Regions from separate parts of the Homo sapiens genome. Here regions 2 and 3 are each linked to region 1. A link is an interaction called in ENCODE POLR2A ChIA-PET data of the cell type or tissue named here. Cell type or tissue: GM12878. All regions are shown on one strand. Links, peaks and the distances in the headings refer to the core of each region. The heading gives the core; the rest is flanking DNA. Region 1 has its middle 42 kb from the start of ZFAND3-DT. Region 2 overlaps ZFAND3 (zinc finger AN1-type containing 3). Region 3 overlaps ZFAND3 (zinc finger AN1-type containing 3).

Region 1 (7,336 bases), core at 3,002-5,501:
GGGTTGCAGTGAGCCGAGATCGCACCACTGCACTCCAGCCTGGGCAACAGAGTGAGACGCCGTCTCAAAAAAACAAAAAGCAATCACCACCACCACAAAGTAATATTAAGAGTACCCATGACCATTTCTCGAGCACTCCCATGGCTGGTACTGTGCTGCAGAATTATATTGTTGTTTCTCCAATCTGTGAATCATCTGCATCTGTGGCAATAGGCAGCATCTGTGGCTGCTCCCTGAGACTTGATTCTCTGTGGCCTTTCAGGCTTCCTCGAGCATCAGATCAGATTCCCATCTTAAAGATGTGGGGGAGGCCGGGCGTGGTGGCTCACATCTGTAATCCCAACACTGTGGGAGGCTGAGGTGAGCAGATCACGAGGTCAAGAGATCGAGACCGTCCTGGCCAACGTGGTGAAATCCCGTCTTTACTAAAAATACAAAAATTAGCCGGGCGTGGTGGTGTGCACCTGTAGTTCCAGCTACTCGGGAGGCTGAAGCAGGAGAATCACCTGAATCTGGGAGGCAGAGCTTGCAGTGAGCTGAGATCGTGCCGCTGCACTCCAGCCTGGCAACAGAGCAAGACTCTGTCTCAAAAACAAACAAACAAAACAAGATGGGGAAACTGAATCCCAGAATACTTTAAAAGATTTGCTGCAAATCACTCCATCCATTTTGATCAGTTATTTACTGAAAGTAAAACACGTCTCTTTCACTCCTGGGACTTCTCACACCCAGCAGAGGGTCTAGCTCAGGGGGGTGCTCCTGTTTGTAGAATAGGTGGAAACTGCAGCCCTCTGTGCCCGATCCTTCCTTTTGGGCAGCCCCAAAAGGGCTGCTGCCCACCACCCCACTCTGCACCTGATTTCTCACTGAGAGAGGCCTCTTTGGCCTTAAACTGCTGTGACAAACAATGGAGAGCTTTACAGCCTGTCCTGAAAGTGAAAGAGGTCTGGTTCAATGTACTAAAGAACCCCAGCATCCTGGGATGATGGGAAACTCCCAGGGGTCATCCCATTTGGCCTCTGGCCTGGGGGTCAGTCCCAACTGGATCAGTGGCCTGCCTGCCTTCCAAAGCCCTTGGAGAAAGGGCTGCCTTTCCCCATGTTAGGGATGGAGGTAGAGGAGACCTGAGGTTAGGAGGTTACAGCCGACTGCAGTTCAGCTTGTCCCGCTGCCTGGGTGGCCTCGGGCAAATCACTCAGCCTCTCTGGACCTTGCTTTCCTTGTCTAGGATAGGTCCTTTCTAGCTAAGGGGAGTACTTTGGAAGAGAGGCAGGAGCCGCTTCACTCCACTTCAGAGATTTGGCGGGGGGTGTAGTGGGGAAGCAGTTCAGGCTGCAGTAGTTCCACTCAGGGCCTTGGGCTGCTCTCCTCCCTTCCTGCAGCCATTTGGAGGAGGGGCCACTAACTGTGAGGTGGAGGGCTGCTAATGAGCCCCCTATGGACCTCAGAGACAGCGCTGATGGCACTAAAGGACTTCCCTGAGTTTCCTTAAAAGCCCTGATGGCAGAGAAGCCTCCATTAGCAGGAAGATTAATTATCAGACAGATCTTGGCCACTCCCAAGGTGCCCCTAGCTGCCCTTGCTGCGCCCTCAAGTCAGAGAGGATGGAGTTTGGATGTTCCCACCCATGACCTGCCCTATCTGATCCCAGGTGAGAGAGCAGGGACAGGAGATGGGGGTCTGTGGGTCTGGGCCTGGAGGAAATAGCAGGGAGACAGAAGGACGGGGGATGGGGGCAGGGGGAGGGGCCTGTAGGGAGTGATTGCAGAGAGACCCCCAGGAGAATGTAAAGTAAATGCAAAATATGCAAACCATTAGTGATTAGTTGTGGGTCAATTACTCAGGTCCTCTGAGTCATAAGTTGGCAGCTGTGCACTCCAAGCCTCTGATTGGGCCCAGGGGAGGGCCAGCTGGCATGACCTTGGGGGGCCTGGCCCAGGACCTCCAGCCCCTCAGGTCACCAGCCCTTCTGGGCAGCCTCCCAGGCCACCACCCCTGGGCAATAAGGGATCCAGGCAGCTGGAGGATCAGAGAAACCTCTGTTCATGCTACAAACCGCCCCACCTGCTCCAGAGCACAGGCAGCCCTCAGCCTCAAGGCGGCCATGCCAAGCTCACCCACTGAGGGTACTGGGGCCAAGTCTCTTCTCTCCCCTCCCCTTTCATGGTGTGCAAATTTCCCTTCTTCCCTCCCCCTCCACCCTACCCTTTTCCCTCTGGCCTCTCAGCCTCTGTCTGAATAGCCCCACTTCCTCCCTCTCTCCACCTGTTAATGATTCCCAGTGACCTTGCCTCAGTACCTCGGATGGGAAATACCAACTTCAATGCCTTTGTGCCTCAGTCACTTAATTTGCACCTGGTTCTCATTTGACACATTTAGAGGGCCCAGCCAGCCCTGGGGCAGGGAGGGAGAAGGGAGACCTCCTCTATCACCTCACTTCATTGAGAACACCGGCAGCTGCTGATGGGAGCTGCCAGTCATGCCTGCCTCTGAGGGCAGCTTGTCCATCTTGCTGCCTCCCACCAGGCCATGCTGGGCACATAAGGAGGGCTTTCCATGCTGGCAGGACCCAGGGAGATCCCATCACCTTCTGAATATCTGAGCCTGCCCCCAAGACCACTTGAGGGGGCAAATTCTTCCTGGGGTCTCTGCCACGGCAGGGAGAGAGAAGTAAATTAATCAATACTGTATTTGCCAAGTCCCTGCCATGTGGCTGGCAGTGCTCTGGGTACAGTGCTATAAAATGAAGTGAAGGAGTGGGCACAATGTATTCAGAGAAACCACCTTTTCTGAAACCCCCTTCCTCAATGTGCCCTGCCAGCAAGATGAGGTCTGTAGGCCTGTGGGCCTGAGTGGGGAACTCCATCTCTGGGGCATTCTCTGGGAAAGTGAGGGGCCCCTGAAGCAGGTGGTGAGGGAGACCCAGAGGGTAGAAGGAGGAGGCATCTGGCCCAACCTTTGCCCCAGGGGATGGGGTGACAGGAGCCTTAACCAGTGACACTGGACCCCACAGTCTGGCCCTCAGTAGTGGTGGATGTGGGTAGCAAGGGGGCACCAGGCAGTTCTGAGCAGTTATGGATGGAGGACAGTAGGGGAGGAGCCCCTAAAATCCTCATGCCAGTTCCGTGGAGTGCTGACTCCAGGAGGATGTGTTGAGCTTGGCATTTTCCTGCACAGTAACTCCTGGAGTCAGACACTTTGTTGTTAGGGGTGGCAATGGTGGTGGTGTTTGTCTCTTATCTGGCCCAGGGACCCTCACCTCTTCCCCAGTTTTCTCCATCACACTCCCTTTCCTTCTAGGAAGAGAAGCCAGGAGGCAAAGAGGAGGAGCTGGGAGATGTGGGGGCTCTCTGAGCCATGATGAAAGTGGGAAGTCACTGCATGGAGCCTCCTCATCTGTAAAATGGGGGTGCTCCTGCCTGCCTCCTGGGGTTGTGGGAATCAGATGAGAATGTTGAGGTGCTCTGGGGACTTGAAAGTTTTATGTAAGGGTAGGGTCTCAAGTGCATGGCCTCCCCATGAGGGTGGCTTTGCAGGCTCATGGAGAGGTGTAAGTTACGGCGGCATGCTGGTTCTACTTGCCCTTCTCCTTCTACCACCCCCTCCCCACCTTCCTGAGAACTCAGGTACGCACTGTCTCCATTGCAGAATGTTTGGTAGCCACTCCCCTTCCCCCACAGCCTCAGGAAGACCCACTCCTCTCCCAGTTTTCCTCTCCCCTCCCAGTCTTCCCCCGTCCCCCCACAACACAGCAGTCTCCTTTGTGACATTGCTAGGATGGCTGGGAATCACGCCCTCTACCTCCCAGGGGCCTCTCCAGTGTGAGAGCCACATCAGCTTTCCAGTATCCCCCACTGTGGTGGCCCAGACACCCGCTGGCTGCCCATGACCTTCAAGCAGTGCTAGGATCCTCTTTCAACTCTCCTCCCCGCTCCTCCAGCTTCAGGCCCCGCTGCTTGTGGCCAGCCTTAAGGCTGCTGTCTCTGCAGCCACGAGGGGAGGATCAGGTGTCTAGTGACTGGGGCCTGACTCCTCCCTGGGGCCCAGGAGAAATCGAACATTTTCTCTTCCCATCTTTGACTCGGCAGCCTGAGAGCCTGAGCCCCCACTTCTGAAACCGGAGCAGAGAAATGCATGCGGTTGGGAAACCACCTGCAGAACTTGGCTGGATCCTGGGCAGCCTGAGGTGCAAGATGCTTGGCTGGGCTGGGCTTGAGGATGGAAGGGGTGGGCCAAGAAAGAAAGATAGACAGGGCCTGGATGAGGGTGCCTCACTCACCTCAGGCATCAAATTTTAGGGGTGCCAAAAAACTCAGCAATTAAGAGACTTAATACTTGAATGAGCTAGTTTTAAAAATCAAAATTAATGCAAAACAAGATCTGTGATTGTGGCGGGCAGAATGATGCCCCCCTCCTGAAGAGGTCTACGTGCTCTAAAATTCGTGAATATGCTAAATTATATGGCAAAGGGGAGATCGGGTGCAGGCGGAAGAAAGGTTGCTAATCAGCAGACCTTGAGGTAGGGGGAGGAGCCTGAGTTGTCCAGGTGGAGCCAATGTAATCATAAGGGTCCTTAAAAGCAGAAGAGGGCGGCAGAAGAGTTGGAATCGGGGAAAGAAATGTCATGGCGGAAGTAGAGTCAGAGAAGTATGGTGTGAGAAAGACTCGCCTGGCTTTGAAGACGTTTGGAGGCCACTGCCAAGGACTGCAAGCAACCTCTGGAAACTAGAAAAGGCGAGAAAGCAGATGTTCCCCCAGAGCCTCCAGAAGGAAATGAAGTCCTGCTGACACCTTGTTTTTAGCTCAGTGAGACCGGTGTCAGACTGTGACTTACAGAACTGGGAACTAATAAACTTGTGTTGTTTTAAGGCACTAGGTTTGTGGTAATTTACGACAGCAGCAATAAGAAACTAATACAATGAAGAACCGAATACCAGCCTTTTACATAAAGACAGGCTCAGGAGATGATAGGCCCCCGGCCTGCGGACAACAGCCTTCGTGCTCATGCCCACTCAGTTCAGCCCTTGAACTGCGGGTGAGATCAAGGGGGCGGGGACGACAAGCCAGAGGTAAGAGGGGAGTTGGGGGCACTATGGCAGCTCCCGAGATTCACTGACTGGCAGGAGCATGGTGTCAGGGTGTGGTGGGAGTGGGGAGATAGGAGGGAGTGAAGAGAGGAAAGAAGAGGTGGGAAGAGGATAGAGGAACAAAGAGCATTGAGGCACAGCTAGAATCAGGCACAGAAGACTCAGAGGACCGGGTGCGGTGGCTCATGCCTGTAATCCCAGCACTTTGGGAGGCTAAGGTGAGCAGATCAGTTGAGGTCAGGAGTTCAAGACCAGCCTGGCCAACTTGGTGAAACCCCATCTCTACAAAAAATACAAAAATTAGCCAGGCACAGTGGCACACGCCTGTAATCCCAGCTACTCGGGAGGCTGAGGCAGGAGAATCGCTTGAACCCGGGAGGCAGAGGTTGCAGTGAGCTGAAACTGTGCCACTGCACTCCAGCCTGGGCAACAGAGCCAGACTCTGTCTCAAAAAAAGACTCAGAGAATTAGAGCTGGAGGTAGAAGTAAAAATTAGCGATCTCACTAATTTCTGTTTGGCTGGCATGTTAGTATTATATTAATATTCACTGATGTTTATAAATTACAATTATACATAGACATTGTTAAAAAGTCAAATACTTAAAGGCTTATAATGAAACAGCCATTTCCACACTGGCCTTCTGCACCCTGCAGTCCTGCTCCTGAGAGGCAGCCATTTTTAAGTGTTAACTGTTTTGGTTTTTTCCTAGTATTTTCAGATTTCTATGCAAAAAAATACTTATTTTCCTATTGATGTTTTAGTTTTAAGTATAAACTATTGCCTTTATAGTATGGAAGATGAAAACGTTAAGTTTGCTAAACCCAACCCTCCACTTTTTCTCCACCAATGTAGTTTTATCATTTTATTCCATCTTTTAAATTAATTTAATAGAGACAAGGTCTTGTTACGTTTCCAGGTTGGCCTCTAACTCCTGGACTGAAGCGATCTTTCCACCCCAGCCAGAGTAGCTGAGACTACAGGCATGCGCCATCATACCTGGCTCCACTTTTTTTCACATTTTAATACATCAATATTCAATGTTTATTTTATTATGATTTTGCAAATATTATTCATGGTTGAGCCAAAAAGTAGACTCTGATTACATTTTGAAAATTGTATTACCCTGCTTCCTGTGGAGTTAATTACTGGCTCTGTTAAAAAAAAAAAAAAAAAATCTTAGGCCAGGTGTGGTGGCTCACGCCTGTAATCCCAGCACTTTGGGAGGTCGAGGTGAGCAGATCATGAGGTCAGGAGATCGAGACCATCCTGGCTAACACAGTGAAACCCTGTCTCTACTAAAAATATAAAAAATTAGCCGGGCATGGTGGCGGGTGCCTGTAGTCCCAGCTACTGAGGAGGCTGAGGCAGGAGAATGGTGTGAACCCGGGAGGCAGAGCTTGCAGTGAGGCGAGATTGTGCCACTGCACTCCAGCCTGGGCGACAGAGCAAGACTCCATCTCAAAAAAAAAAAAAAATCTTAGTTTTTCCTATATATATCACAAATTTGACAAATCCTTTTTTTTTTTTTTTTTTTTTTGAGACAAGTTCTCACTCTGTTGCCCAGGCTGGAGTGCAGTGGTATGATCATGGCTCACTGCAGCCTTGATCTTCCCACTCAAGTGATCCTCCCACTTCAGCCCCCAGAGTAGCTGGGACTAACAGGTGTGCACCATCATGCCTGCCTAATGTTTTAATTTTTTCTTTTTTTCAGAGATGGGGTCTCCCTATGTTGCCCAGGCTAGCCTCCAACTCCTGAGCTCAAGCAATGCTCCCACCTCAGCCTCTCAAATTGCTGGGATTACAAAATGAGCCACTGCACCTGGCCCCGACAAATTCTTTAACACTTTTAAACACATTAGATGCTAACCATTTTGTTTCCTTTTTAGTGATATCTTTCTGGAAGTGTCCTGTCCTCCACTCAATCTGGATGGATTCTTCTCTGGGACTGCTGCCCAGCTCTCATCCTGGGAGTTCCCTTTACACTTATCTGACAAATGCCATGTACCTTTCGCCTGTGTTGCATTCCTTCTTTCCTGGGCCATAAAATCTTCTCTTTCTTGATTGACTTCCTCCTTTTAGTGGAGCATATTTTCCAAGATTTGAGAAAGGGTCTATAGGAGACATATATGTTGAGATCTTGCAAGCCTGAAAATGTCTTTATTCTACCTGCCCTTTGGTTGATAGTTTTGTTGGGTATACAATTCTAGATAGAAAACCATGTCCTCAGAATTTAAAATACATTGATAAT
Region 2 (7,336 bases), core at 1,654-4,153, 160 kb before region 1:
TGACAACTGTATCAACTCTACAGAACAATGAATGTTTACCTGCAAGACTAACAGCACCTGAATTAAGAGATAGTAAACAGAAAAAGGCATACAATCCTAAAGCAGTATCTACAAATTAAAGGGTTGTTGCAACTTTGTTATAGATTTATTTCTAGTCTCATCTTCAAGATTACTAATATAGCATGTAACACTGGAAGGAGAAAGGAAACTGAGGTTGAAGTATGCAAATAAAAGATGAAATAATAAGCCACTTTACCCTCACCACTTCAGTTTACTTTGAAACTCATTAATTCAGTAGACATTTGGACTGAGTACCAGTGTTTTGGTAAGAAAAGGGCTCTAAAATTCTTTCCACTCAAATATTCTATGATCATCATTTACTAATATCACATGATTAATGGGATTCGCACTTCTAGAGTTCCTAAAAGCAAAACCAGTGTTTACAAATACTTATGATGCACACTGAGTAACAGGTATAGGAGAAATGAATAACCCAGCTTTCAGTTGCCATTGGAAGCCTGGGACCTGCATGAAAATAATTTTTGAGAAAGATTTCCTGACATTAATTTGTGCTTCAGGCATGGAAATTAACAGCTACTGGATCCTAAAACATATGAGTTAAGGAAAACACTGTCACTTTATGCAAAGCTGGAAAATACAGTGTTCTCTACAGATATCAAACATTTTTAAACAAAATTCAATCTCCTGGACTGTCAGTTTAGCTACAGGTTAAAACAGTGTTGAGGAGAAGATGGAAGCACATTTAAACTTTAATATCTTTACTCAGAAAACTGAACAATTTAAAGTACTAGCAATATGGAGGTTAATCTTCAAATCTGAAGTACAGGGCATTTAGTAATACTGTTACAATGATCGTCTCTTCAAACCAGCAGTAGGGCTTGCAAGACTTTCCCAGTACAATGTTAGAAATGCCTATGTTTAGTTTCACTTAGTCCAATTAACTGGCCTCCTCTACTACAGACATCATTTTTCTAGAAACCTTTTTTTTCAACATGATACTCCTACATACTTTTTAATTGAACTGTTCTACAGAAATGCATTCCTTTTGTTCTCTCTTGTTTGCATAGGTTAATACATGCTATAATGTTGTCTAAACCTGTCACCAAGTCTTTCTACGTCTAGCTTTCCCTTGGATGTCTTTATTTCAAAGTTTTTGATACAGTCCCACTTTTTCTTCAAAGTAAGTTTTATGTTTTCCTTATTCCAATGATGAATTACAGTTTATCTGCTATATCAGCTAAAAAGAGAACTCTATTTTTAGGGTAGATGCAAATACAATAACAGAAGTAACTGATGAAGTGTCTCTCTATGACGTGAATTAGTAAACTATTAGCCTATGGTCTATTCAGAAACATCTGTGCTATAAATATTTGGTGAAAGTGCAGCTAAACTTCCAAATAGCCTTAAGTCATTGATGGCTCAAAATTCAATTATCTGAAAATAATATTCCCACAAGATTGTAGAAGCTTACATTCACCTTCATAATTTTTAAGTATCTCTGGGGGAAGGAGTGTCACCACTAAATTGAAAACTTGGCTTGATATATTATAAAAATAAAAAGAGGCTGACATATCTATTGGTTTCATATACCCTCACCTTCCTAAACATGAACAAATTCAAAATTCAGCAGCAGCCATTGGTTCAATATTCATAAATTTACAGAATTTTGCTAACATGTCTCAAATGATCATGAAGGAAAAAAGTACATTTTTAATGACAAACTTTTAAATTTATTTAGTTACCTTAAGAAACTTGTAAAACCACATTTTATGGAGGTAAACTTTACCCTTCTTTTCAAAGAAAAAAAAATATATATATATGATCTTTTATAATGGCTCTTCTTTGTGAGTCAAAGGGTTAAAACCATCTCTTTTATTCCCAAATGAGTATCAGCACCATTCAGAGGTGCCATGTTTTATTTAAAACATACTCTTACTCAGTAACCACTTTGTTCTAATTGGCAAGGCAAAGCCAGGTCCCTAAAGCACACAGCCCATTACATTCAGTTTGGATTAAAAAACACAGGATGAAACAAACGGCATCGAAATGTACAAATTAACAGCTCAGGAGTATGGGACAGAGAGGTGGAATTAGATTGTAATATGGAACAAAACCCACAGGGAAGCTGGGGAACAAATCACTAGTGTCTCTATAAACTATACAAGGTTTCCAAATGAGCAAATACACAAAGCAAAGGACAGGCTTTTCCATAACTCAACCAAACTGATAAATATGGATACAACAAAACAGGAGTTTTTTTCCATACTATTATTATGCACACATGTATGAGAGAACGGGAGTACCAACTGGAAGGTTTAACAAATGAAATCTGCAGGTTGCACAGTCTAAATACGAAATTCATCTTTGCTTTCACACTGACAATGTGCAAACAGCCTTGCAATTAAATCACACTTCCAAACATTTTCAAAAAAATTCTTCTGAGAAGCTAAACACAGGAGACTAAATAGAAATGGTGCTTCACTACGCAGCACAGAGAGCAAGGTTAATGAGCTAAAAGTCATATGAACAAGAACAAGAAAGATGTTAAGAAATGAAGATCTCACCACCAAAACAGAAAATGTGTTAGACAAAAACACTCCCCCCACCACATATGCACACCTTTTCCTAAATTAGCTACTCTTGTGAAGCTTTCAGCACTGTTTCTCTGATTATGAGGGGATCTAGAGGCAAACTACAACTGAACTAAAAGAAAAGAGCAGAAGAAAAGAGAATACTCCTACACACAAATGCAAAACAATGTTACTGTTACATCCTCACAGTACAATCCCGACTAATCTATTTAGCTTTGGTTTTCACAGTACAATTCCATCTAAGTCTACTACTTTCATCCTAATAACATCAAACAGTGGAGATTAGATCCAAGTCTAAACTTCCATTGATCAAATCTCAGTTCTTTAAAATTTATTTAATCTTGGGAACATGAGTTAACCCATTTGAGTCAGTTTCCTTATCTGTAAAATGGAGCTATAAAATCACCAACATTGTAAGAATCAAATGTGATAATATTGTATTAAAGGACTTCATAATATAAAAGGGCTGCAGCAATCTTAGTTACAATTGCAATTATTTCATTTCAGGATTTTACTGCCTTTAAAAACAAAAACAAACAAAAACCCATGTAATTGTCTATGCCTTTCCTCTCTTTTTTCACAAAAACTAATTCTTGTTCCACTACTAAAATATCTGTCTTTCAGCATTCTCCATTTAAGATTATGTGTCATTTTTCTTTTTCTTCAAGCCGGAAGTCTTAAGGTATTTTTTCTTCTCTCTCCCCAATATTTAGTTTAAAAGTAAATTAAGAAATGTAAAACAACCTTTGATAATAGTTAAAATTGTCACTCTCTCTTTCTTGCTCCTGCTTTTGCCATGTGATATGCAAGTTCTTGCTTGGCCTTCTGCCATCACTGGGAACTTCCAGAGACCTCCCCAGAAGCAGATGCCAGTACTATGCTTCCTGTACAGCCTGCAGAACTGTGAGCCAATCAAACCTCTTTTCTTTATAAATTAAAAAAAAAATAGTTAAGACTGTTAACATACAGTTAGATCTACTTTACACTGCAAGAACCAGCTAAGCACTGAAGCTTTTAAAGGGTATAAAATTTTATAGCATGAAAGATGATATTTTAGTCATACATTAATGGCCCAAAAATAATGTCCCATCTTTTTACTCATCATCCCTACTGTGGACTAAGAATTAAGTACAAGTGGGTATTATATCCAGGAAAAATGTCAAAAAGCAACCTCATCATAATCTTCTAATTCACACACAAAGGCAACAGCCAGAACAAGAATTACGCTAAGTATCTGAAACTTGGTGGAGCCAAAGCCTCTGAAGCACAAAACAGTCCCGTGCTTTTCTGAGTCTATCTGAAAGTTATCCATATTCCTGACAAGTCTAAAAGGGAGCCCATAAACCTAAGCCTGGTCATTCTGATACAGTAGCCTGTATTAGTCTACTGAGGATATGAAACATAGGGAATATTACCAATTAACTCCCCACACTGCCCGCCTCCCCACCCCGAGACAGAGCCTTGCTCTGTCGCCCAGGCTGGAGTGCAGTGGCACAATCTCAGCTCACTGCAACCTCCACCTCACAGGTTTAAGTGATTCTCCTGCCTCAGTTTCCGGAGTAGCTGGGATTACAGGCGTGCACCACCACTCCCAGCTAATTTTTATATTTTTAGTAGAGATGGGGTTTCACCATGTTGGCCAGGCTGGTCTCAAACTCCTGACCTCGTGATCCGCCCGCCTAAGCCTCCCGAAGTGTTGGGATTACAGGTGTGAGCCACCGTTCCTGGCCTTAACTCTTATACTACTTTTCATGTCACAGAGGGTCGTCTAATTACATGAAAAGAGGCCAACTGTATCCAACCCAAACAGTTCTCTAAACTAGAAGTCTCCAAGCTTTGATAAAGGTGTACCATCAGCATAAAATTTGAGTGCACATCTCTTCCATTTCTGTTTTAAAAGTAGTTACATATTCCCGTAGTGGACTGAATGATGCACCCTGTCCCTGTCCCCACCTCCCAAAATATGTCCACCCAGAATCTGTGAATGTGATAATTTTGGGAAAAAAAGCTTCTGCAGATGTAATTAAGTTAAGGATTTCCAGATGAGATAATCCGGGATAAGACTGAGCCAATGACAACTGTCCTTAGAGGAGACAGAAGAGGGAAAGATAGAGACTCACAGGGGAGAAGGCCATGTGGATGAAGCAGAGACTAGAATGATATGTCTATGAGCAAAGGAATGCCAAGAACTATTGACAAGCCAGAAACAAGCAGCAGCATGGAATGAATTCTCCCTCAAAGGTTCTAGAGGAAACCAACCCTGCCATTACCTTGGTTTTAGACTTCTGGCCTCCAGAACTGTGAGAGAATAAACTTCTGTTGTTTTAAACCACCAAGTGTATGGCAATTTGTTGTGGCAACCCTAGGAAACTAATACAGATACCAATGAGATTATGTATACAGGACAAAAATAAACACAAGTAGGAATTCTAACATTTTCTCTCTATGCCACAATGGATAATCCTGTCTACCACAAAGAGACTACAGCTTTAGACCAACAAGAGGGAAGAAATAAAGCCAAGTGACAGACTAAACTATCTTAAAAGACCTAGTAACTACTAAATTTCTTCCATTTTCCCTATCATACTCTAACACATGGTCACAATTTTCCCACTTGAGGCCTGAAAGAAGCCACCTCTCAGCTATTTCACAGCACTGAGCACTGTTTCCCGTTAGAAATGCAACAATTATTTTTGACATAATTTCCATAACATCATCATCATCATCATCTTTAACACACTGCTTCATGTATCTTGACTAGCATAATAATTAACCACACAATTTAAGAATGCTTATTAGTAAGACATCAAACTGCTATAGACTAAGAGATTAGAAAAGGCTGCCACAGTCCAGCACTGCTAATCCGTTAAGGAACTGTTGCCCGAGTCTTGCTTGCATTTCAGAGTAAGGGAGGCTACACCATAAAGAACAGAGTTTCCTACAGAAACATTCTTTTAACATAGTCAAGCAAGTGCTGAAAAAAAGAGAGAGAGAAAACACAGGATTGCAACTGTGGTATAAAAATGGCCACTGAAAACAAATGTCCCTCTACAGGGGACTAGATAAATAAATTAGGGCACATTATAATGAAGGTGACCAATTAATGTATCAAACAAATTGGTACACTTACAATAGTACCAGTTTGGTACAAAGAGGTACTATTAGTATTTTCACTGGCACAAAATGCATAAACGGAGATTGTTCTAGGTAAATCTAGACATTAATTATAATGGAATATTATAGTTAAAATGAACAAGAGCAACGTGTCAACATGATTAGTTTCTAAAAGCATTATTTAAAAGAATACAGGTTGTAGACTAGTACAAAATACCATTTAAACATTTTAAAAACAGAATCATAACAATATTTATATAAATGCCCATTCATAATAAAAAGTGTAAATACAAGGATAAGAAGGAGAGTAGTTGTCTCTGAGTTGGGAAGATGATGACTAGGGTAAAAGAAAACTGTGACATTTTAGTGCCCTTTTTAGTGTGATAAGAAAAAAGGCAAAACATTAACATTTGTTACTTCTGGGTGGGTTTGTGGATATTCTGAATGTCAGACACCCAACCATCCAACAGATACCTACCAACAGACACATAATGGTTAAGAAGAGCCTGGTAAGTTGAGCTGTCCCCTTTTAACAAACACATGACCAAAATGTGTGTGTGTGTTACACGAGAAATCCCTCTTGGGCGTCTGGCTTAGAAGAAATCAAAGAGTATACAAAAGCAATCAAGTCAAAAAGATTACAAAAACAGAAATACTCTATTCAAACACTTCGTCTTAAGAGCAGCAGTTACTTTTTTTGCCTTTTTTTTTTTTTTTTTTTTGAGACGGAGTCTCGCTCTGTCGCTAGGCTGGAGTACAGCAGCGTGATCTCGGCTCACTGCAACCTCCGACTCCCTGGTTCAAGCGATTCTTCTGCCTCAGCCTCCCAAGTAGCTGGAATTACAGGCATGTGCCACCAGGCCCAGCTAATTTTTGTATTTTTAGTAGAGACGGGGTTTCACCATGTTGGCCAGGTTGGTCTCGATCTCCTGACCTCATGATCCGCCCACCTCAGCCTTCCAAAGTGTTAGGATTACAGGCATGAGCCACTGTGCCTGGCCAACAGTTGCTTTCTTTTGGGAAAAGGTGAATTCAAAAAATCAAGGTATGACAAGCTTACAAATTCCACTATCCTGCAAAATTTTTTGTATTGAAATTGGTAATTTGTTTCTACATTATTTGTGCAGAGTTCCTACATTTCTAAAAGGAAAATATATGAGCTTAAAATTTGTCAGACTCACTCTGTTTCTCTTACTGTAAAGCCTCAAAATTCAGCTGTAACCTACAACTCTTTGCTTTTCAAAAGTGACTAGAATCAGACCACTTTTACTCTGGTATTCTAACAGGAAATGAAAGCAGGAAAGAGATTAGTATGTAACTGCAACCACTAAGTTGCAAGTTCATAAGGAAATATTTTAATTTACTTGGTATGAAATGGGAATTTGTTATCCTCTTCTGGAACTATCATGAAACTCAAGTCACTTTCAAGAAAAATGTTAGCATTTTGGCTTATCTACCATTTCACCCTGCGCCCAGCATTGTTATATCACTCACCTTAGATGTCAACACTTAGATTCCCAATGCTGCAGGCGATAGCTAATTTTATTTTGCTCATTCCAGAAAGAAACAAACCACTTCTAGATTGTATAAATTCACTTCACTTTTTAAAC
Region 3 (7,336 bases), core at 2,567-5,066, 180 kb before region 1:
CTCTGCCTCTCTCAGAAGTTCACATTTTCCCCAAGAGCCACACAGGTCAGAAGTTATAGACTGGCTACCTTATGAATCAAGCATCCCTTCTGGTCCTGTAGCATGGTAGGGTAGTCATGTGATACAGAACCTAGGTAAATGCACCTGTAACAGCTAGGCATCAGAGCAGGACATCAAAGTTCATATCTCTTTTACTTTATTACCTGATCTTTGAAAAGACAGCAATAGTCCAGAAGTCTTGAGGAAAGATTTGCACTCAAAGATTTGTTTTATTTTGCAGGAGTTAGGAGAAGGGAGGACAAGGAAAACCTGAGGGGGGAAAAAAGAATGAAACAGAAGGAGAAATAGAATTACAACAGAACAAAATATGGAAAGGATTATAATATATGGAACACTAGCCCAAGCCAAAAACAGTTGACAATTCTTCCAGAAAAGTAGGATTTGTAAAATAACAGACTCATAATTGAGATGTTGGGAATAGTACAGGAAAACGCACAGCTATTTATCTATAATGTACCTTGCATTATTTACTTACTCTGTTGCTGTATGAGAGAGTACTATATCCAATAGAGAGATCTTAAGAGGGCTTGACACCTAGATCAATAGAACATCTTTAAATTCTAGATTGAGAGGAAAAACAGCAGAAAGTCAAAGAAAGAAAAGGAGGAAAGAAGGCTTCTACATTCAGAAGCAGACTGGAAACTATCATAAAGAGAAGGTATTACTGTTGCTGGTGAAGCAGGATGGAAGCTGAAGAACTAGAAACGAATTTTATTTATTTGGATCTTTTTTTTTTTCTTAGTCTGGCTAAAGGTTTGTCTCTTTTGTTTAACTTTTAAACAGCCAACTGTTTGTTTCATTGATTTCTTGTATTATTTCTCATCTCAAATTCATGTATTTCTGCTCGTATCTTTACTTTTTCTTCTACTAATTTTGGGTTTGGTTTGCTCTTGCTTTTTTAGTTAAGATGCATTGTTATTTATCTGAAGTTTTTATTCTTTTCTATGTAGGCACTAATAGCTATGAACTTCCCTCCTAGTACTGCTTTCGCTATATCCCACAGGTTTGGGTATGTTGTGTTTCCATTATCATTTGTTTCAAGGAATTTTTCCATTTCTTGACCTTTGGAGCTTCATTATTAAATGCCTTTAAGTAGTCTTCTTTGGGTTAAATCTACTTGGTGTTCCATAGGCTACATGTGTCCGGAATTGGTTCCTTCCAGTGGGTTCTTGGTCTCGCTGACTTAAAGAATGAAGCTGCGGACCCTCGCAGCGAGTGTTACAGTTCATAAAGATGGTGTGTCCAGAGTTTGTTCCTTCAGGTGTTCAGATGTACTCGGAGTTTCTTCCTTCTGGTGGGTTTGTGGTCTCGCATGACTTCAGGAGTGAAGCCGCAGACCTTTGCAGTGAGCGTTACATGTAGATCTTAAAGGTGGTGCGTCCGGAGTTGTTTGTTCCTCCCAGTGGGTTCGTGGTCTCGCTGACTTCAGGAGTGAAGCCGCAGACATTCACAGTAAGTGTTACAGCTCTTAAAGGCAGTGCGGACCCAAAGAGTGAGCAGCTGCAAGATTTATTGTGAAGAGCAAAAGAACAAAGCTTCCACAGCGTGGAAGGGGACCCGAGAGGGTTGCCCTTGCTGGCTCAGGTGGCCAGCTTTTATTCCCTTATTTGGCCCCGCCCACATCCTGCTGATTGGTCCATTTTACAGAGTTCTGATTGGTGCATTTACAAACCTTTAGCTAGACACAGAGCGCTGATTGGTGCGTTTTTACAGAGTGCTGATTGCTGCATTTACAAACCTTTAGCTAGACACAGAGCGCTGATTGGTGTGTTCACAATCCTTTAGACAGAAAAGTTCTCCAAGTCCCCACCAGATCCAGAAGCCCAGCCGGCTTCACCTCTCACATGTACTTGGATATTGATAGTTTTCTCTAGGTTTGTAAGGTTTCCTGCCATTTGAATAAACTTTCTATGCCTATCTCTATCTCTACCTCCCCTTTAAGCCCAGTAACTCTTAGATTTGTCCTCTTATAGCTATTCTCTAGATCCTGTAGGCATGCTTCATTGTTACTTTTTCTTTTGCCTGACTGCATATTTTCAAACAGCATGTCTTCAAGCTCACTAATTCTTTCTTCTGTTTGGTCAATTCTGCCGTTAAAAGACTGATGCATTCTTCAGTACACCAATTTCATTTTTCAACTTCAGAATTTCTGCCTAATTCTTGTTATTTCAATCTTTCAAATTTATCTGATATAATTCTGAATTCCTTCTGTGTTATCTTGAATTTCTTTGAGTTTCCTCAAAACAGATGTTTTGAATTCTCTGTCTGAAAGGTCTGATATCTCTATTTCTTCAGGATTTGTCCCGGGTGCCTTATTTAGTTGATTTGGTAAGATCATGTTTTCCTCAATCATCCTGATACTTGCAGACACCCCTCTGTGTCTGGGCATTGAAGAGTTAGGTATTTATTGTAGTCTTTGCAGTCTGGGCTTGTTTGTACCCATCCTTCTTGGAAAGGCCTTCCAGATATTCTAAAGGACTTAGGTGTTGTGATCTAAGCTGTATCTGCTTTAGGGGGGACCTCAAGCCCAGCAGGACTGTGTTTCTTGCAGACTCTTAAGAGGTACCACCTTGACGGTCTTGGACAAAATCCAAGAGTTCTCTGGATTACTAGAAAAAGACTCTTGTTTTCTTCCTGTACTTTCTCCCAAACAAATAGAATCTCTTTCTCTCTCTGCTCTGAGCCACTTAGAGATGGGGATGGACTGACACAAGTACTCCTATGGCCACCAGCTCTAGGACTTCGCTGGGTCAAACCTGAAGCCAGCATAGCACTGGGTTTCACCCAAGGCCCACTGTAACCACACCCTGGCTGTCACCTCTGTTCGCTCAGTGTCCTAGGGCTCTACAATCAGCAGGTAGCAAAGCCAGGCAGACCTATGTCCTTCCCTTCAGGGCAGCAAGCTCCCCCAGGATCCTGGAGGGGCCAGAGGTGCTATCCTGGAGCCAGAGACTACAGTCAAAAACCTTAGATGTCCACCTGGTGTTCTATTGCATTGTGGCTGAGCTGGCAACCAAACCACAAGACACAGTCCTTCCTACTCTTCCCTCCCCTTTCCAAAGGCAGAGGAGCCTCACCTCGTGTCCACTGATACCTCAGGCCCACAGGGAGTACTGCCCAACTACCACCTGGCAGTGACTCACTTTTCAAGGGAGTGGGCTCCTGTCTGGTGGCCCAGGGCAGGTCCAGAAATGCCATCCAAGAGCCAAGTCCTGGAATCAGAGATCCTAAGAGCACTGATTATTTACTATTTTTTGAAACAGGGTCTCGCTCTATCACCCAGGCTGAATGTAGTACTGCAATCACAGAACACTGCAGCCTCAATATCCCAGGCTCAAGCAACACCCTCACCTCAGCCTCCTGACTATAGGTACATCCCACCACACCCAGCTGATTTTTTTTTTTAATTTTTGGTAAAGGTGGGGTCTCATTATGTTGCCCAGGTTGGTCTCAAATGCCTGGATTCAAGTGACCCTCTTGCCTCGGCTTCCCAAAGTGCTGGGGTTACAGGTGTGAGCCACCAAAACCAGTCAATTTTTTTTCCCAAGGGGTAGGGAAAGGAGTGGGGAAGAACTCTCAGAACAGATGAATGTCATTTAACTTGGAGATGAGTAAAAACTGTGATGAGAGAAGTTTCTGTTTCTATACCTAGAATGAATGAACATGTAAATACAGCAACATTTTCTAAACTTCCCTTTATTCCCTTTATTTATAAACGGAAGGCACACAAATGCGAAGGTAGCTACAGGATTCTAAGGTAGTTGTTTGAACATCAGCAGAATGTGTACGTGCTAAGAGGATGTAATTCATGGAAAGTGAGCAGTGCCACAAAGGAATTAAGTTGCCAGGCTCAGGCAAACATCACTGATGGTACTCCCCATTGCCTTCTGTCCAAAGTAAAGGGTGTATATGTATATGAATGTTTGCTGCCCACATAGACTTGAAATGTTTGTCACACTAAACATTTGGCATTCAAGGATCTGACATTTGAGGTTTCAAGGTTCACTGCATATAACAAATGATTTTGCTAAGTATGAATCTGAATTACCTGTGTTGCAGGACAGCTTTGCAGGCATGAGTGAGTTGGCTGGTCAGTGTGCCTAAAGCTGACCAGCTCAGTGTGGTTTTACTATTTTATTTAACACAGGATCTCAATTAATCCTCAGAAAAATAAGTAGGGCTATTATTATCCCCATTTTATAGCTAAGACAGATAGATGCTACACTGCGGTATCTTGAAGATTTCAGAACACATTTCAGTGGTCTTGCTTGAAATACTGTGTTGCTATTTCAATGCTTATGCCTACCCTCCCCAATTAGACTTTAAGGATTTTGAGAGCAAGTAGTATATATTTACTTCTCCCTAAAGTGCTTAATGTAAGGCAGTAAACAAAGCAGATATTCAAGAAAATCTTTTGAACAAATACAACTTATTTCCATACAGATTTCGCCTTCTCAAGTTTCATGGGCCCAGGTTAGGTGATAAGTGTTCTCAAGAAGAAAGCAGTTTAAATTGTAAGCCTGAGGAACTAGCCTCTATTTAGTCTTAATTTAATTCTGGATCTAGAAGATGAAAGTTAATGGAAAGACTTTCAAAATACAGATACAACCAGGAAACAGCTCCAGAAAATGCTTGTCCATATGAAGCAAGGATCACAAGTGTAAGGTCTTTTATAGTAAGTTCCAATAATGTCTACATCAAATTCTTGTATATTCAAATATTTACATATTTGACAATTTATGTGAAATCATTACCATTTCTATACATAATATGAATCCATATTATTCAAACTGACATTCAGTAAAGCAACAAAAATGGAATACTACCACAACCAACAGAGAATAGGCTAACTATTAATACTTTAGGCTCTAAAAAAAATTAAGTGAAAATCCATTCTTGACACTGTTCATTTACATAACAATAGTGGACAGAATTTCTGGATTTGGAGCCATCTATGTAATTCCAATGTTAACATTTCCATTTTGATGAAGTCAGACTAAGTGCATCTGCAGGAAACCATCACTACCGTGGAGAGAAACTGCACTGATAATGTTGAAACACGTTCTGCTGTTGCACATTAATGTCACAGAACTAGACTGGAGCCTGATTTACAAACCACTGTGTTGTGTTAGGCTATGCTGCATCACATTGGTTAAAACCAGCACAAAAGCAAAGTCTTGCATTTAAGCAAATTCAGAAGGTGAAATGGGGGCTGCCGAGAATACCACACCTCAGCTTACTCACTATTCCACTTCTATACCCCAAGGACTTAGCTCTTTCATTCTTCACCAATACTTCCACTGAAGCCAACAAATGGGTAATGACCCAGAGGAAAGATGTTGGTGATAAAATCTATGGCAGGAATTTGGTTCCTAAAGCCCTTTAACCATTTTTGTACTTTTGACTAAGGTTCAAACTTTACAGACACATTAATGGGGGCCAGTCATCTTAAAGTTTGGAAAATAAATGAAGCAAGGTTTGGGGAGAAATTTTACCAGAATTCACGTCTATCCCTATGGAAATTTACAATTGTAAAATACAAGCAATGTAAACACAAGGTACATTTTGTCCGTCGGTGGGTGGGGAAGGGGGGGGCGGTCCTGAAAAGCCAAGCAAGGTTTTTTAGAAGTCTTAAGTGTGGAAGAAAAGGTGATGTATACATACTCATCCCAAGCTTAATTGCTATGACTATGTAGTTCCATTTTTTCCCTAAGTATAAGTCAATTCAAGTGCTCATTATCTTAAGTCAAATATTTTGCTTCCAGGATTGCTAATTAGAGTGACGGCAGAAATACAGCATTATTTTTTAAAAATCTCATTTACATAAAATGGTTCAGAATCTACCTAAATGAGAATTTTTTTTTTTTTTTTTTTTTGAGACCGAGTCTTGTTCTGTCACTAAGGCTGAAGTGCAGTGGCACAATCTCAGCTCACTGTAACCTCCACCTCCCAGGTTCAAGCGATTCTCCTGCCTCAGCCTCCCGAGGAGCTGGGGTTACAGGCGCCCGCCACCACGCCCAGCTAATCTTTGTATTTTTAGTAGAGATGGGGTTTCCCCATGTTGGCCTGGCTGGTCTCGAACTCCTGACCTCAGGTGATCTGCCCACCTTGGTCTCCCAAAGTGCTGGCATTACAGGCGTGAGCCATCATGCCCAGCCTAAATGAGCAATTTTTAAAATCATATTTTTGTACTGAAAATTTACAGATCTGAATGGACACCACTAAAGAATAAAGACAAATATTTTTTAAAATTTTATGACTAATTGTCTGTCCATAGTCATATTATAAATTCTTTCCAAGAAAAAAAAATCCAAATTTACCTTTGTTATTGATCTCATTGATCTGGTCCAGTCCCTCTATTTGATTTGTGTACACGATTTTTGGATTAAATATAGTCAAACAAATCATAGAGCATAACACCCTATATGTCACACACACAGCATATTGGAGTTTTTCTCCAAAGGTATATGCATAAATTATCCCACCAGGAATATTTACCAGGGTCCTGCTGCTTTTCCTCATAATTTCGGCCTAGGTCCGTATGCAACTAGCATACAAAAGTACTGACAAGTTTCCTAGAGTAGATCATGTGTCCTTGAAAACAACTAAGGGTAGAGTTCTACCATATTTCTTAGCTAAAAAGTAGCTGGCAACTCTATTTTCATTCCATCCATCATTTTAAATCTGTGCAACAATTATTCCATACCAGCTTCTAGTTTCAAGATACTACAGCCAAATGTTCTGCTTGAGTAAAAAACAAATCTAGATGACCCTAGCATTGCTTACCAATATATTTTATTACACTGTACCTAATAAGAAACAACTTACATGTATACATGTTGAAAGTTTAGTAAGTGCCTCACTAATTTATTTTGATCCTTACAAACCTACTGTAAAGCAGGTTATCACCATCCCCACCAAGAACAAGTGCAAACTGAGACTCCGAGACATTTATGTCACTTGTCCAAGGTTACACAATCAACAAAAAGAGTCTTGGAATTCAATGAAAAAAAAAAAATTGATGCCAAATCCAGAGCATGAGACTAAGGATATAAGAAATGGTAAAATGTTTCAACTAGAATTGGCAAGTTATAGAATAGTTCTTCTAGAAAAAGATAATTTGCGTTATTCCTGAAAAGAGAGGAAGAAAGGGGGGGAACTTGCTTAACACATGGACAGAAAGACTAAAAGACTGAATCGTTTCAAACACAGTAACTCTGACCACACCAGAGCTGAAGAGCAGCAAAGAAACAAGTGACCAGGAAGTCAGGAAAGC

Evidence for each region. ChIA-PET counts read pairs that join two places held together with the same protein. Peaks named below come from ENCODE experiments on the same cell type or tissue, not always from the same donor. Only the 100,000 strongest peaks of a DNase experiment are listed, where the experiment ranks them.
Region 2: POLR2A ChIA-PET joins it to region 1 with 6 read pairs; 1 of 35 experiments calls an interaction of 5 or more read pairs at or near these places.
Region 3: POLR2A ChIA-PET joins it to region 1 with 6 read pairs; 1 of 35 experiments calls an interaction of 5 or more read pairs at or near these places.

Annotation. Positions count from the first base shown.
Region 1 is chr6:37,774,186-37,781,521 of GRCh38, reverse strand. No RefSeq gene overlaps it. Among named protein-coding and RNA genes, the nearest start is that of ZFAND3-DT, 42 kb to the left of the region's middle. RefSeq lists enhancers at 3,858-3,927, 3,522-4,453, 4,521-5,071. In GM12878, for the core only: no CTCF peak of the experiment used is centred there; a DNase peak (open chromatin) is centred at 4,081; H3K27ac peaks cover 672 bases.
Region 2 is chr6:37,936,766-37,944,101 of GRCh38, reverse strand. The region is part of intron 2 of ZFAND3 (zinc finger AN1-type containing 3); the gene reads right to left. Among named protein-coding and RNA genes, the nearest start is that of ZFAND3, 120 kb to the right of the region's middle. In GM12878, for the core only: no CTCF peak of the experiment used is centred there; no DNase peak of the experiment used is centred there.
Region 3 is chr6:37,957,054-37,964,389 of GRCh38, reverse strand. All of the region lies in intron 2 of ZFAND3 (zinc finger AN1-type containing 3), which reads right to left. Among named protein-coding and RNA genes, the nearest start is that of ZFAND3, 140 kb to the right of the region's middle. In GM12878, for the core only: no CTCF peak of the experiment used is centred there; a DNase peak (open chromatin) is centred at 4,059.